Regions from separate parts of the Homo sapiens genome. Here region 2 is linked to region 1. A link is a contact called in ENCODE Hi-C or POLR2A ChIA-PET data. All regions are on one chromosome and are shown on one strand. Each heading gives the region's core, a stretch centred on a gene start or an enhancer-like site at or near the end of the contact. The rest is flanking DNA. Distances are from core to core; before and after follow the strand shown. Region 1 overlaps OTOGL (otogelin like). Region 2 has its middle 130 kb from the start of PPP1R12A-AS2.

Region 1 (6,951 bases), core at 3,954-6,453:
CTGCTTTGCTTTCTTACCACTTGTGGGTTCACTGGAGTAGTAGCACTTTTCATTTCTTTCATGAACTTTTCCTTTGCATTCACAATTTGGCTAACTGTTGCAAAAGGACTAGCTTGTAGCCCATCTCAGCTTTCAATATGCCTTCCTCACTAAATCTAATCATTTCTAGCTTTTGATTTAAGGTGACAGATGTGTGACTCTTCCTTTCCCTTGAACTTTTGGTGACTATTGTAGAGTTATTAATTGGCCTAATTTCAGTATTGTGTCTCAGGGAATAGAGAGACCTGAGAAGAGCAAGAGAGATGGTGGAATGGCCTATACATGGAGAAATCGGAACACACACAACATTCATCAATTAATTTTTCCATCTTATATGGGCACCATTTGTGGAACCCTGAAATAATTACATAATAATCAAAGTTCACTGTTTACAGATTACCATAACAGATATAATGATAATGAAAAAGTTCTGAAATATTGCAAAAATTACCAAAATGCAACACAGAGACACCAAGTAAGCACATGCTGTTGGAAAATGGCACCAACAGACTTGCTTGATGCAGGGTTGCCACACACCTTCAATTTGTAAAAAATGCAACACCTGTGAAGTGCAATAAAGCAAAACACACAATGAAACAAAGTATGCTTGTATCTGCTTTAAGCAAGTTTGGGCAGTGGGATAAGAAATAAACATTTGCTGAGCTCTTACTATATAACTGGTGTGCAGCATATACTCAATCATCCAAGAAGTAAATATAGTGTTATATCCATTATTAAAAGAGAAACTTGAGATTTCAAGTGGTTAAGTAACTTGCCATGAGGTACTTCGGCTTATAAGGAGGGCCAGCATAGAAGCCATTTCCATCTGACTTTTCCTCTATACTATTCTCCATTTCTTCAATCCACAGTGATTTCTCAATTAGGGTTATGTGGTCCTTTTACAGTCAATAAACTGCTGGCACTGTTAGGAGCCACATGAAACAAGTCACACTGGACTATTTTGCCAAAATGAGCCAGACAAGGTCACATAGAAGACAGGGCAAATCACATTACCATAAACAATATTGTAGGAGAAGGCTATCTTAATAAAATATTTCCAAATCTGTCAGAGGCCTCTAAGTCAATTCCACCCACATTTATTTCAATACAGTCAGAGAAGGTAGGAGGAAATCTCCTTAACGTTTTGTAATGAGATTTAGCCAGTAAATAAATCACTGTCCAACTAAATATCAAAGGTGACAGTAAATATATTTTAAAAGATAATAGCTCAAGCACAGCATATAAAACAAAATTAGGATATGGCTTTAATTAGCCATGCATTCCTAAGAGTCACAATCAAATCAAATAAATCAAGCAATGTTGTGGGTTTTAATTATTCTATTTCCCTTCTCCTTTTTACTAAAATGTCTTTCTTGCTTATCTGCTCTATGGCCTTATTTCTACCTGTCTTTATTTTCCCAGCCACAGGCACTTGTTCTTTTGTGACCTTCTTGTCTCTGCCTCCTATGTCCTTTCTTTCTAAAGAGATTAATGCCAGTTCCAAGTTACTTGGCTCTTCAACCTATTCCAGATGGGGGCCATTTAGACAAATGCGATTCTCCTGGGAAACAAACCACAAGACCTCGCTCTTCTTTGCCCCTGGTTTATATGAGCTGATCCCAGGAATCCCTTTGTGTGAACATGTTCATTGAGGAAGAATGGGTGACCTGTTTGCCTTAGATGGCACTCCCTCTGCACAGCCTCTATTTCATTACCAGAAGAGGGAGGGCCAGGGAGGCCAGATTATATGTGTGCCTGTGAGGAAGCCAATAGCCACAAGATTCTGTGTTTGTCTTTCACGTGCACTAGGCATTTCTGCAATGGAAGAATATTTATGAAGATAGGAGTAGAATATATGCTGCCACAAAATAGTGGCTCATATTTTTAAATACACACACACACACACACACACACACACACACACACACACACACACATCACAATGCCTAATTGAGGCTTAAAAAGAACTTGCAGAAAAATCACTCCACTAACAGTGTCAGGGCTGGGATTTGAGCAGTGGTGTGTCTGATGCCAGAGCTCCCACTCTTACCCACTGCCCTTTGTAGCCTCAATACACTATTTTCTTTAAGATAAAACAGTTGGCATCACTATTACAACTTCACATCAATACCAGTAACTGCACAACAGAATATTTAAAAATGCACTTGAAGAGTGTTTTGAATGAAGAGTGATTAATTGTGTCACTTTCTCAAAATTGCAGTTTCATCAGGGGAGAAATTCCAGCTTCATCCAGAAATGAGTTTTCTCCTCAATTCAGTGTATTACATTAATAATATTTCACAATGTCACATGAGCCAAGCAAAACAATCACAATAGTCTTCTAGCTACCAACCCAGTTAACCACTAGTCAGAACAACAATTCTGGCTATTTCTATAAAGAATGTTTTCAGGAGATATTGTGCTTTCAGGCAAATCCTGAATGTTCTGTATTATGAAGAAGAGGCTTACCCTGGAGCACAAACACAGCCACTTATACAGGGTGAGGATGGGGTGCAGGTGAAGTTCATGGCTAGGTTTGCACATGTAGTCTCACAATTAACACCACCAGCTGGTAATTCAGGGTCAGGAAACCTGCAGTCGAAATACTCTTTTCCCTCTGGGCAGATGTGAACTTCAGATATAAGCACAGACAAAATGTCCTTAACTTTTTGTCATGGCATGGGAGATATGAACACCAAAATTCATAAAATAGGTTTATTCTAAACCTATTTTGAGTTTGAGAATGTTAGCTGCCTTCCATAAGACAGTAACTAACTAGAATATAATTTTCTGAAGTCAAAAAACAAGATATTTTTATTAATTCATACATATATTATCAATTTTTCAGCATATGTTATCAATTTTTAAGCATAATGTAAAAGCATTGTGGCTTTTACAAAGCTACAATGAACACACGATTATTCTAAATCTTGCTTCACCTCAAGTCATTGTTTATATCAGTTCTCACTATACCACAGAAGTGCAGAAGTAGACATAACTATAGTCAGGACAGGGGCTCCATATTCTTCCAGAAAGCTTTTGGGCTCTTAGAGATCAAATAAATTGCCTCAAGTGGGGCCAAAGGGATAAAATCCCGTGGGTTCCTCTGTGAGAAGGCTAGCCACCTGGGCTTCCCTTCATTGAATCAAATGGGGGCGAGTCACCCTGAAAGAAATGGGGCAGAGTCAGGATGGCCCTGTAGCTACCGAATGTGTGTGGTCCATAAACATGTCTTGTAAAGAAGCCCTAGGCTTGTCTGAATCCTTGTAAAGTAAATTCAGGGCATGTAATTCAAAGCTCTTTAATAATAATATATACCAGGCCATTCAAATACATAACAAAGCAATAATAGCTTACAATTACTTTTATTAGCCTACACTCTTCCTGCCCATTAAAATCTATGAAAGCAAGTATTGTTTATTATGTGCCTAGAATTTGCCCATAGTAACTGAGAATTTGAGGCTCTTTATATGATGAAAATAAATAATATATATGGTCCTAATACATAAGATCTTAGGAAAGGTATTTAAAATGACATTCTGAAGGGATAACAGTGGATGTCATTTTACATGCATTGTTAAATTTATTGCTACTAGTCCCAGAGCCATGCTACTCATAATGCAGCCCAGGAACCAGAAGTATTAATGTTATCTTGGTCACTGATAGAAATGTAGAATTTCAGGTATCACCCCTGACCTAATGAATCAGAATCTGCATTTTAACAAGATCCCCATATGTGCACACTAAAATCTGAGAAGTGAAGGTCTAAAATAGATTTTCCCAATTTCTGTCCCACAAATGGGTTACAACACTTGCCTAGATACATATCCCTAAAGTCCTTGGGATGCCTGAGGTGGTCCTGTGGTAGGCAGCATCTAGGCAGCATCCCTGGGTTGACCTGCTCCGCCCCTGAGCTGACTTATATGTTCAACCCAGACTGTCCTAAAAATATTATAATTTTCAATGTGGAAAAAGTTAAGAAGCACTGGAACACCATGTTGAAGAACATTCCCAAGGCTATAGCCATGCACATTGGGAAGAAGAGGTGATTGATGACTTCTGCCAGGAGTGGAGGTGGTATCAGAGCTGAACCCTCATTCAGGAAAACATCTTTTAAGATCTTACCAGCAGAGGGCGTTGCTAATTCATCACATTTCACAGTCCCATTTGAACACTGGCTAGAAGTAAATAAATAGTTAATTTATGGAACCAAATCTGTTGTTTTTTTTTTTTTCCCTGAATTTCGACAACAATCTAACGTACAAGAATTGATTGAGTACATTATACAAATGTTATTTTTCCCACAGAAGTTTTTACAAGCTGTTGGGTTAGGTCCAATTTCAGGAACGCTATTTCAACACAACACTTTTTATCAAACACCTATAAGTGTGGAGCATTGGGATAGGCATGGGAGACATGAACATCAAAATTCATAGTTCTTACCATAATTTGTCTCACAGAAGGGGAAGACACACAAATAAATAATGTATGCAGTGTGACACATGCAACATAGAAATATGTTAAGAGATAGAAGTAAAACAAAGAAAAAATGTTTTTAAAATCTGTTGGCAACCAACATCAGGGAATCAAAGGAAGTAAAGTCTGAACAGTTTTGAAGAGTGGATGGAGGTTATGGCACACCTAAGGTAGGAAGGCTATAACACTCAGTGGAAACACATAAACCATGAAGAAGTAAAGCAGCATTCTACATAGCAAAGTGCAATGCAGGAAGGGACAGGCTGTGAGAATGCCAAAAGAGGCAGAGGCTAGCTCCTAGAAGATGCTAAGATTTTACCCCTGAGGTGAGCCATTGAAGACCTAAGCAGAAAAGTGATATGGTTGCTTTGAATCATTTTGGCAGCAGCATTGAAGATAGGGTGGAGTCACAGCTTCCTTGCAACTTACATTCTAAAGTCAGAGTATAAGGCAAGAGCCACATATAGGAAAAATTAGCCTTGAAAATCCCTGAAGAAGATAACATGATGGAAAACAACACATTAGTTCTCAATAACTCCAATACAGTTTTTCTTTCAGCTTTGGACCAGATCATATGTTCTATATTTAAGCCCAGATGAAGAAGCTGAATCACATATACAGTCCACATCACATAAAAAATATGCAATGCATAGTTGAACACTAGAATAACACTCAGAGGTGTGATTCACCACTGAGTGAGTCACTTCTGATTGAATTTGCTCACACTTTGAATAGCACAGAGGAACTGAGACAGACAGGTCTCAGATCACATATCCAGGTCTTCCATATCATACTTATTCTGGGACAAAGGCTTTTAAAAAGGAATGGCTAACAAAGTCACTATATTAAGTGAATTTTGATTTTTTTTCATTGAGGAGGGATGGTTACTTTTTTTTTTTTTTGCTAAGTTTACATACATTAATCATGTTAAATCCAAAAAGACAGGACACCTCGGCAGAATGAAAGAGGGGAAAAACTAGAGGCAAGAACACCAGAGAGGAAGGTCCAGGGAAGAGAAAATGAGACACACTGATTGCTAAAGCAGTGATGATGGAAAGGAAGAAATGGCTTTTGACTACGCGTAGAAAGTAAAATCAAGTAAAATCCAAAGTTGCTGGGTATTTACTGATTAGGTGTTTTGAGCAAGAGGAAAGAGTCGAAAATGATTCCTGGAGCTCTGGCTTGGGAAACTGTGTGAATAATAGTACTGCGTACCACAGAAAGATCCAAGAGCTAGTTGCCACTGTGTCTTGATGTGGATAGGAAAAAAGGTGGAGATAAAGACAAAGGTAAATTGAGCATAATCAATATTCTGCTGTGAATACAAAAATCAGCTGCAGAGCAAAGTAGGCAGGAGACAAGCACTGCCGAGCCAGGTTGCCTGGGACTAACTCCCAGCTTTAGTATCAGGTTCCTTAGCCACCTGTATCCCATTTTCCTCACCTGTAAATCAGGATAAAACAACATTGCCTATCTCTTAGGGTTATGGTGATGAGTAAGTATTTTAATAATAGATATTAAACACTTAGAATGGTGCCAGCACAAAACAAGGTACACAGTAATGGTTAGAAATGATTATTATTGTTATTATCTACTGTCTATTATTATCTGTTGGTACCTATGGGGCAACTAAAAAGGGGAGGTTAGGAATTATATGTAAGTATGGACTGCTGCATGGACGTGCCTAGATTTTCAACAGAAAATTTATAACCAGAATGAGTGTTATCCTATGATTAAGTGTTATCTTTCTAGTATTGATGGGCCTGGGGAGGAGGCACACTTACTACTGTGCAGGACATTTTTCAAATCTATTTTGAAATTGCTTTTTTTTTTGAGCCTATTCAGTAATACTGTTGTATTTAAACACGTACTTCACCCCTAACTTCTATCTAATAACAAAAAATGATCAAAGGACTTTCATTTCACTGTGAGGTACTTAAATTCATAACTCCTTTCTGCAGTTATGAGTACAAAACTTGGTTATTTCACTTTGAAATGTCATATATGCATGTATTATGTATATATGTGTTTGTACATATATATACAATCACATGATTATAATATATTTAAAGATTACATTGTTATCTTTATTTTTTAATTACAGAAGTCATATTTCAACTTACAGTTTGGGTTAAAAAAACCAAACACTGCATGTTCTCACTCATAAGTGGGAATTGAACAATGAGAACACTTGGACACAGGAAGGGGAACATCATACACCGGGGCCTGTTGTGGGGTGGGGGGAGGGGGGAGGGATAGCATTAGGAGATATACTCAATGTAATGTAAATGACGAGTTAATGGGTGCAGCACACCAACATGGCACACATGTATACATACGTAACAAACCTGCACGTTGTACACATATACCCTAGAACTTAAAGTATAATAAAAAAATATATATATATATATAAAAGAAAGAATTATATTAGAACAT
Region 2 (7,589 bases), core at 2,493-4,992, 710 kb after region 1:
CAGACATGTTTGGAATTTCTTCCTTCTGGTGGGTTCATGGTCTCGCTGGCTTCATGAGTGAAGCTGCAGACTTTTGCGGTGAGTGTTACAGCTCTTAAGGCAGCACATCTGGAATTGTTCATTCCTCCCGTCCAGAGTTGTTCATTCCTCCCGGTGGGTTCGTGGTCTCACTGACCTCAGGAGTGAAGCTGTAGACCTTCGCAGTGAGTGTTACAGCTCATAAAGGCAGTGTGGACCCAAAGAATGAACAGCAGCAAGATTTATTGCAAAGAGCGAAAGAACAAAGATTCCATAGTATGGAAGGGGACCTGAGTGGGTTGCTGCTGCTGGCTCGGGCAGCCTGTTTTTATTCCCTTATTTGGCCCCACCCACATCTTGCCGATTGGTCCATTTTACAGAAAGCTGATTGGCCAATTTTATAGAGAGCTGATTGGTCCGTTTTGACAGGGTGCTGATTGGTGCATTTAGAATCCCTGAGCTAGACACAAAAGTTCTCCATGTCCCCACTAGATTAGCTAGACACGGAGCACTGATTGGTGCATTTACAAACCTTGAGCCAGACACGGGGTGCTGATTGGTGCACTTACAATCCCTGAGCTAGACACAGAGTGCTGATTGGTGCATATACAATCTTCTAGCTAGACATAAAAGTTCTCCAAGTCCCCACTAGATTAGCTAGACACAGAGCATTGATTGGTGCGTTTACAAACCTTGAGCTAGACACAGGGTGCTGATTGGTGCATTTACAAACCTTAAACTAGACACAGAGTGCTGATTGGTGCATTTACAAACCCTGAGCTAGACACAGAGTGCTGATTTGTGCATTTTCAATCCTCCAGCTAGACATAAAAGTTCTCCAAGTCCCCACCTGATTCACGAGCCCAGCTGGCTTCGCCTAGTGGATCCCGCACCAGGGCCACGGGTGGAGCTGCCTGCCAGTCCCATGCCGTGTGCCTGCAATTCTCAGCCCTTGGGTGGTCGATGGGACCAGGCGCTGCGGAGCAGGGGGCGGCACCCATCGGGGAGGCTCGGGCCATGCAGGAGCCCACGGTGGGGAAAGCAGGGGGCATTCTTTGGGCATGACGGGCTGCAGGTCCTGAGCCCTGCCCCGCAGGGAGGCGGCTGAGGCCCGGCGAGAATTTGAGCACAGCTTGGGCGGGCCAGCAGTGCTGGGGGACCTGGCACACTCTCCACAGCTGCTGGCCCGGGTGCTAAGCCCCTCACTGCCTGGGACCGGTGGCACTGGCCGGCTGCTCCAGGTGCGGGGCTGCCAAGCCTGCACCCACCCAGAACTCACGCTGGCCCGCGTACGCCACACGCAGCCTGAGTTCCCGCCCACGCTGCTCCCTCCACAGCTCCCTGCAAGCAGAGGGAGCCGGCTCCAGCCTTGGCCAGCCCAGAGAGGGGCTCCTACATTACAGCGGCAGGCTAAAGGGCTCCTCAAGCGCGGCCGGAGTGGGCACCGAGGCCAAGGAGGCACCAAGAGTGAGCAAGGGCTGCCAGCACACTGTCGCCTCTCACTTTGACTACCTACTCCATATGTTACTTCTTAATTTGTAACTTCTATTATATATTTTCAAGAAATCTTCTCCAGCCAGTCAACTTATGAATTTCTTTGGGTGACTAGACTGCCTTTTCTGAAAGATTTTTGCAATTTTTTTTTTTTTTTTTTTTTACGGTTTTGGTGATGGGGTTCCCACGGGTGTGTTTTTTCTTTCACTTTTTGTAAATCAACTTTAGCATTTCCTCATTTTTGTTTTGTGATTCTGGCTATGCAAAAAATTTCATGAAAATAAAATTTAATCACAAATTCACGTTGTGTCTTGCTGTTATATCCTGAGACTCATTATGTGATTGAAGAAGATTGAGTTTCTAAACTGTAGACAAGAAATCCAGCCAGGCACAGTAGCTCACTACTGTAATCCCAGCACTTTGGGAGGGCCAGGCAGGAGGATCACTTGAGGCCAGGAGTTTGAGACCAGCCTTGGCAAAATAGCAAGAACTGTCTCTACAAAGCAAAACAAAACATCAGACCGGTGTGGTGGTGCATGCCTGTAGACCCAGCTACTCAAGAGGCTGAGGCAGGAGGATCAGCTGAGGTGGGAGGATTGCCTGAGCCCAGGAATTTGAGGCTGCAGTGATCCGTGATTGTGCGCCTACCCTCAGCTTAGGCAACAGAGTGAGACCCTGTCTCAAAAAAACAAACAAATCCACTAAAAAATCCATTTAGTTAACTCTTGTCAGTCAGGTTTTTCTGGTTTGTGGATTATCCAGATGCTGTGCTCTGCTTTTTACGGCTTTTCTTTTTTATTTCTTTGCTTATTAGGCATGAATAGAGGAAGAGAAAGAAGCAGATCTGATAAAATTCAGCATGGGAACTGAAGGAAACTGATAGCTAAAATAAGGCTCAGCTTAGAGAATTCTGCTGACGTTAAAGAGACTGTCACAGTTCTGTCTTGTTAGCAGTGGATGATCCTGGCATGGTTAGGATATCGATCAGATATTTTGACCTTTGATTCTGCCATTAACATACTGTGTAACCTGTGCAAACCAGTCTATTTGTGTAATAGGGAAAATGGCTACATAATATTGGATTCAGGGTCCAAAGGGATATCAGTAAAAAGAATTTAAGGAATTTAATGAATGTGTACACAATATTCTAGATACTAAACAAGCTTTAAAAAAAGTACCTTGTATGTTAACTATTGCGTGAGACAAAACTGAAATGAACTTTTCCTCTCTTTTTTCAGAATTCTTATACCAGTAGTACTAGGAAATATATACCAATTTTAGATTTAATGATTTTGTACTGGTTATAACATTTGAAGGACAATTTTTTATACCCATTTAATAGTGTATACAAACTGAGACACAGAATTTGAGAGATTTACCCAAGGTTTTCTAGTTAAGTAATGCTGAAATGGGGACTAAAATCATTTTTCTAATTTTCTGCTCATCAAATGACATGCTGTAACTAAACAGTGAACATTTTTGTTCTATTTATTGAAGTCTAATGTATTTATAGTCTCATGTTTGTATTATGTGTTTAATTTTTGTTTTTAAGCCAAATGGGGCAGATGATCTGTTCTTAAAGCAAAACCAAAGATTGAGGACTATGCAGGAATCTCTTGAATCATAAGGAGGAATTTTTTTTTTTTTTTTGAAACAGTTTCGGGCTCTGTTGCCCCAGGCTGGAGTGCAATGGTGCCATCTTGGCTCACTGCAACCTCTGCCTCTGGGGCCTAAGCTATCCTCCCACCTCAGCCTCCGAAGTGACTGGGACTACAGATGCACACCACCATGCCCAGCTAATTTTTGTATTTTTTTTGTTGAGATTGGGTTTTGCCATGTTGCCTAGGCTAAGGAGGAATTTTATATATGTGTACAGCTTTATAGTCCCAACCCCTAGAACAAAATACACAAAAGCTTAAATTTTAAACTAAATATTAATTGAGGAAAAGTAGAAAAGAACAGTGATCAGATAGTCTTAAGATTTGAATTCACCACTTAGAAAAAGGGACTTTGGACATATCATTTCCCTTTCCTGAGCCTCCACTTCCTGATCTTCAAAGTGGTCATAATAATTCCTCTCTTATTTCATGAGGGTGATTTGTGTGTGTGTGTGAATTTGTTTTTATTGGGGAACTGGACATGGTAGGAAATGTCGTCTTGGGCTATGGTATGCCCCGCCTCCCAGAGAATGTCCATTTGCATTCTAATCTTCCTGGGCTTCTTTATGGAACATTTTCTTCTTGGAGCTGCTCTTGCTGCCAGCAGCCTCTTCAGGTCCACTGCTGACAGGCTCCTCTTTGGAGAATTTCGTCTTTTTCTTGGAGACACTTCTGTTGCCTGCCTCTTCGGGGTCATTAACTGTTTCCGTCTTGGGTGAAGACTTCTTCCTCTTGAGAAGACTGGTGCTGCCAGCAGTCTCTTCAAGATCACTACTCATCAACTCCTCCTTGGAAAAAGATTTCTTTTTCTTGGGTTTGGAGAAAGAGATAGATGGGTCTTCTGTTTTCTCCTGAGGAACCTCCTGGGGCTTTTGCTTTTTCTTCTTTTTGGGTTTTTCACTCGTCTCCTCACACCTCTCTGGAGTACTACTGCTGTCAGGGTGATTTTGAGGACCAAAAACATTGTGAACGTTTGTCACATAAGCTGTAACAACATTAGTGACTTATCACTGGTATAAGACCATATGTAGCTATTATATTAGCTCTTTCACATTGTTAGCAAACAAAATTCTTTATTCTTTAGAAGTAAACCTTGACTTCAGAAGGTCTAAAATCCCTTGGATTAAAAGAATCTAAAAGCTACTCGTTGCCAAAATTAAAGGGGATGTTTTAAATTCAGCTTCCAAATTACCAAAAAATAAAAGCAGATAAAAACTAAAGTTTATGTTCACAGATTTTACAACATACAGAAAAAATCCTGTGGTAATGGGAGACTGGCTTCAGTGCAGAACTGAGCACCAGAAAGCAAATACTCTCCTGAAGTTTCTGCTGTTGTTAAAACTCATGACTATGAGAGGTCTATGTATAATTGTTGAATGAATGAATGAGCGAACGAATGATGAGTGAATGTGAATGCATCTGCTTCTCTGTTGGCTGCTTTTCCTGTTAGGAGACTTGATCTTTTAGCATTCAAATTCCACAAGAAACATCTTAAGCAAGTTATGTCTTTGGGTGAATTTGTTTCCAGGCTTGCATGTGTTTTTCACATTCTTTTTTTGGCCTGCAGTCTTACTCTGTGACCCCTTTCGTAGCTTCCAGTAGGTCATTCAGTTGGGACCCAAGGAAGTCAGTAAATTAAACTTGATTTGTAATGGAATACATAGGGTGTGTGGCTTGGATTAGAATCAAATTAGGTTTGGCTAATCTTATTTTGGTTTAATCTATGTGGGAAAGAATAGAACTAGAGGAAAAACAAATAAACAGAAAATAGGGAAACTATTCTTGTATAATGATAAGCAATTTTTGTAAGGAATAGTTCAGGGCCAAAACCTAACTTATTTTTATTGGAAGCCTGGGGACAAGATTCAGCAGAGGAATTTAAATTAGTTTCTCCAGTCATCATAGTTGGTATTTACTTTTCTAGCTTTCCCAAGCCAGGATCTCTAGGCTTTTAAAATGTGGATGCTCTATAGAGAAGGCACATTATTATTAATATAGTTCATGTTTTCAAATTTTTTCCAGGGCTCTGGAAATGGATAAGCCCAGTTTTTGGAAACCTTAGCAAATAGGCAGGCAAAAAACATTCTGATGCTGAGTTTATAGTTGAATTATCCAGACTTGGTCTTGAATTTCTCATGCAGGCCTAAGTAGAAGAAATGTTGAGAAAGTGCAGAAAGGTTCTATACTAATAATTTCTTTAAGGTGATCTTTTTTCCCCTCTTCAGTTATTTGCAGCTTGCAAGGTGTTAGACCATGGAAGATTTAACCTTGGTGTTCAGAGTTCAGGAAATCTCCTCTCTGACCTGGGTGAGCACATTTGAATAAAAAGGGAAATTTCTTCAAAGCTACTGGGGAAGGAAGAAGCAAGTGAAGCCATAAAGAGTGAGAGCCCTTTAATTTAGAGTTCTCACTGGGGCCTGGAGAAAATCATGAATGAGAATCCTTCTTGAAGAGAATTCCCTGTGATTGCTTAGTTAGTGCTTACAAAAGAAAGACTCAAGACTAAACATTCAGAAGGTGCTGGAATGTAATAACATTTGTTCCTGACAATTGAATTTCCTCTCTCATGGAAGTCATTGTTTTGCTCATTTAATAGAGAAAACTGAGTTTCAGTTAAAAGGGGGAAAAGTCATTACATTATTTCTAATTTTACATATTTTGACCTGTGGATTAAAGGTCTGAATTAAGGTCAAAAGACATCCGGAGATACAGAATTTTCCCCATACTTGACAGGGTTCTGAGCACCATCTTCCATTGATGTTGGCTTTATTTTCCTGAGCCCATAATAGAGGGGAATAATAATGGCTTTTCACCTGTCTAAAGCAGATGACTAGACCAAATGATTTTATACAGTTGTTTTTGGCATTCAGGTTGATTCCAAAGTAGCAAATGAATTATGGCTTTGGTTATTTTTCCAGGGGCAAATCTAGTTGGTAGCAATCTTTTAAAAGTATAAATAACTTTTGACTGCTACCACAATACTTAAGTATTTTTAAAATTATTTTGTTATATTTTCGACATATAAAATGATTTTCTAAACACACACTGTAGATATAGGTTTGTAAAATAAGAAAGGTCCAAGTACCCACAGGCCAGTGCAAAAAGTAAACAGGATAGCATCATTTGATTCTGTTTTGGAATAAAATGTTATTTCATTTGTTCATGTCTGATTTTCTCAGATGGCTGTTTTTATTTGTTTTTTGTTTTTTGAGACAGAGTCTCGCTGTCACCCAGGCTGGAGTGCAATGGCGTGATCTCGGCTCATTGCAACCTCCGCCTCCCGAATTCAAGTGATTCTCCTGCCTCAGCCTCCTGAGTAGTTGGGATTACAGGTGCCCACCACTACACCTGGCTAATTTTTGTATTTTTAGTAGAGACGGGGTTTCTCCATGTTGGTCAGGCTGGTGTCGAACTCCTGACCTCTGGTGACCGCCTGCCTTGGCCTCCCAAAGTACTGGGATTATAGGCATGAGCCACCGCCCCCAGCCTGTTTGATTTTTGAAATGAGATCTTAAAATGTAAATTTACTGGCTCAGGTGTCATTGATAATGTTTAACTTAAAACAATCATTGCTAATGGGAAAATGGCTAGATAAAATTAGCCATGTTCTAATCAGTGATCTTTTGAAAATGTTTATAAAAACATGGACACATGCAGATGCCTTAAATATTTTTTGAAACAGAGATGTTTGACTAAAGCAGATTTGAAAGTGCTCCCATTGTTAGAGTTTAAAAGGGAGGATATAAAGTTGCATATCTGATAAAATCACAACTAATAATTGTAGTAGGAAGAATTAAACATTTGTCCATATGTCTCAGTAATACAATCCCCTTTCCTTTTTCTACCTGTCATATTTTCAAAATTTTATTGAGCATGTTTGTTATGATGAAAAAGTACTCATTTATTTTTAAAAATAGAGTTGCTGCCATTTTTATGATGTTCAAATTGCTGTAGCCTTTATTCCAGTTGGATTTTTAGTGTGCTTCTGCCACCTTGTGCTTTCTGAAATCCACTGCAGTGATTAGCAAAGAAGGAAACAAACTTAACAAGGTTATTTCTTTGGGGTTAAATATTACTTCATAGTATGGGAGGAGGGGGAGAGGGATACATGAAAGATATAAAATGTGTGTGTGTGTAGAGAGAGAGAGAGAAATCTTTCCAAAGTTCTGACGATTGTTTACTATATTAGATCAGTGTTAACATTATATTTTATCTCTAGGAACTGCATCCTGGTTAAGGAGGAGACTAAAGACTGGGTTTTAGCGCTGATAGTAATCAACTCCTTCAGATAGGTTTTAAAACACATTTTGATACCTTCGATCCTTGCCTGTTTTTAAACTGTTTCTGTCTGCATAAAAACCTGAACAAAACACTTGTACCTAGAAAGCTCTAGGTAGCTTTTAAAACATGTTTCTTTAC

Evidence for each region. Hi-C counts contacts between places; a loop is a spot of excess contacts on that map. ChIA-PET counts read pairs that join two places held with the same protein, here RNA polymerase II (POLR2A). Pooled maps may share reads with other maps.
Region 2: a loop to region 1 is called in a map of CD4-positive, alpha-beta T cell, with 15 times the contacts of the local background. The contact joins two enhancer-like sites. A Hi-C loop is called at or near these places in 61 of 168 maps with a recorded cell type or tissue (A673, B cell, CD4-positive, alpha-beta T cell and 33 more), 21 of 37 single-sample maps with no recorded cell type and 39 of 50 pooled maps. POLR2A ChIA-PET finds 5 or more read pairs at or near these places in 4 of 52 experiments (AG04450, BJ, T-cell and 1 more).

The regions. Positions count from the first base shown.
Region 1 is chr12:80,267,368-80,274,318 of GRCh38, reverse strand. It overlaps OTOGL (otogelin like), which reads right to left. Exons shown (of 59, transcript NM_001378609.3): 23 at 4,165-4,217; 24 at 2,509-2,671. Among named protein-coding and RNA genes, the nearest start is that of OTOGL, 170 kb to the right of the region's middle. Within about 2 kb of position 5,203, at least 2 of the 41 ENCODE cell types and tissues checked have a DNase peak (open chromatin) inside an H3K27ac peak, as active enhancers do.
Region 2 is chr12:79,555,298-79,562,886 of GRCh38, reverse strand. It overlaps the pseudogene NOP56P3. Among named protein-coding and RNA genes, the nearest start is that of PPP1R12A-AS2, 130 kb to the left of the region's middle. Within about 2 kb of position 3,742, at least 3 of the 41 ENCODE cell types and tissues checked have a DNase peak (open chromatin) inside an H3K27ac peak, as active enhancers do.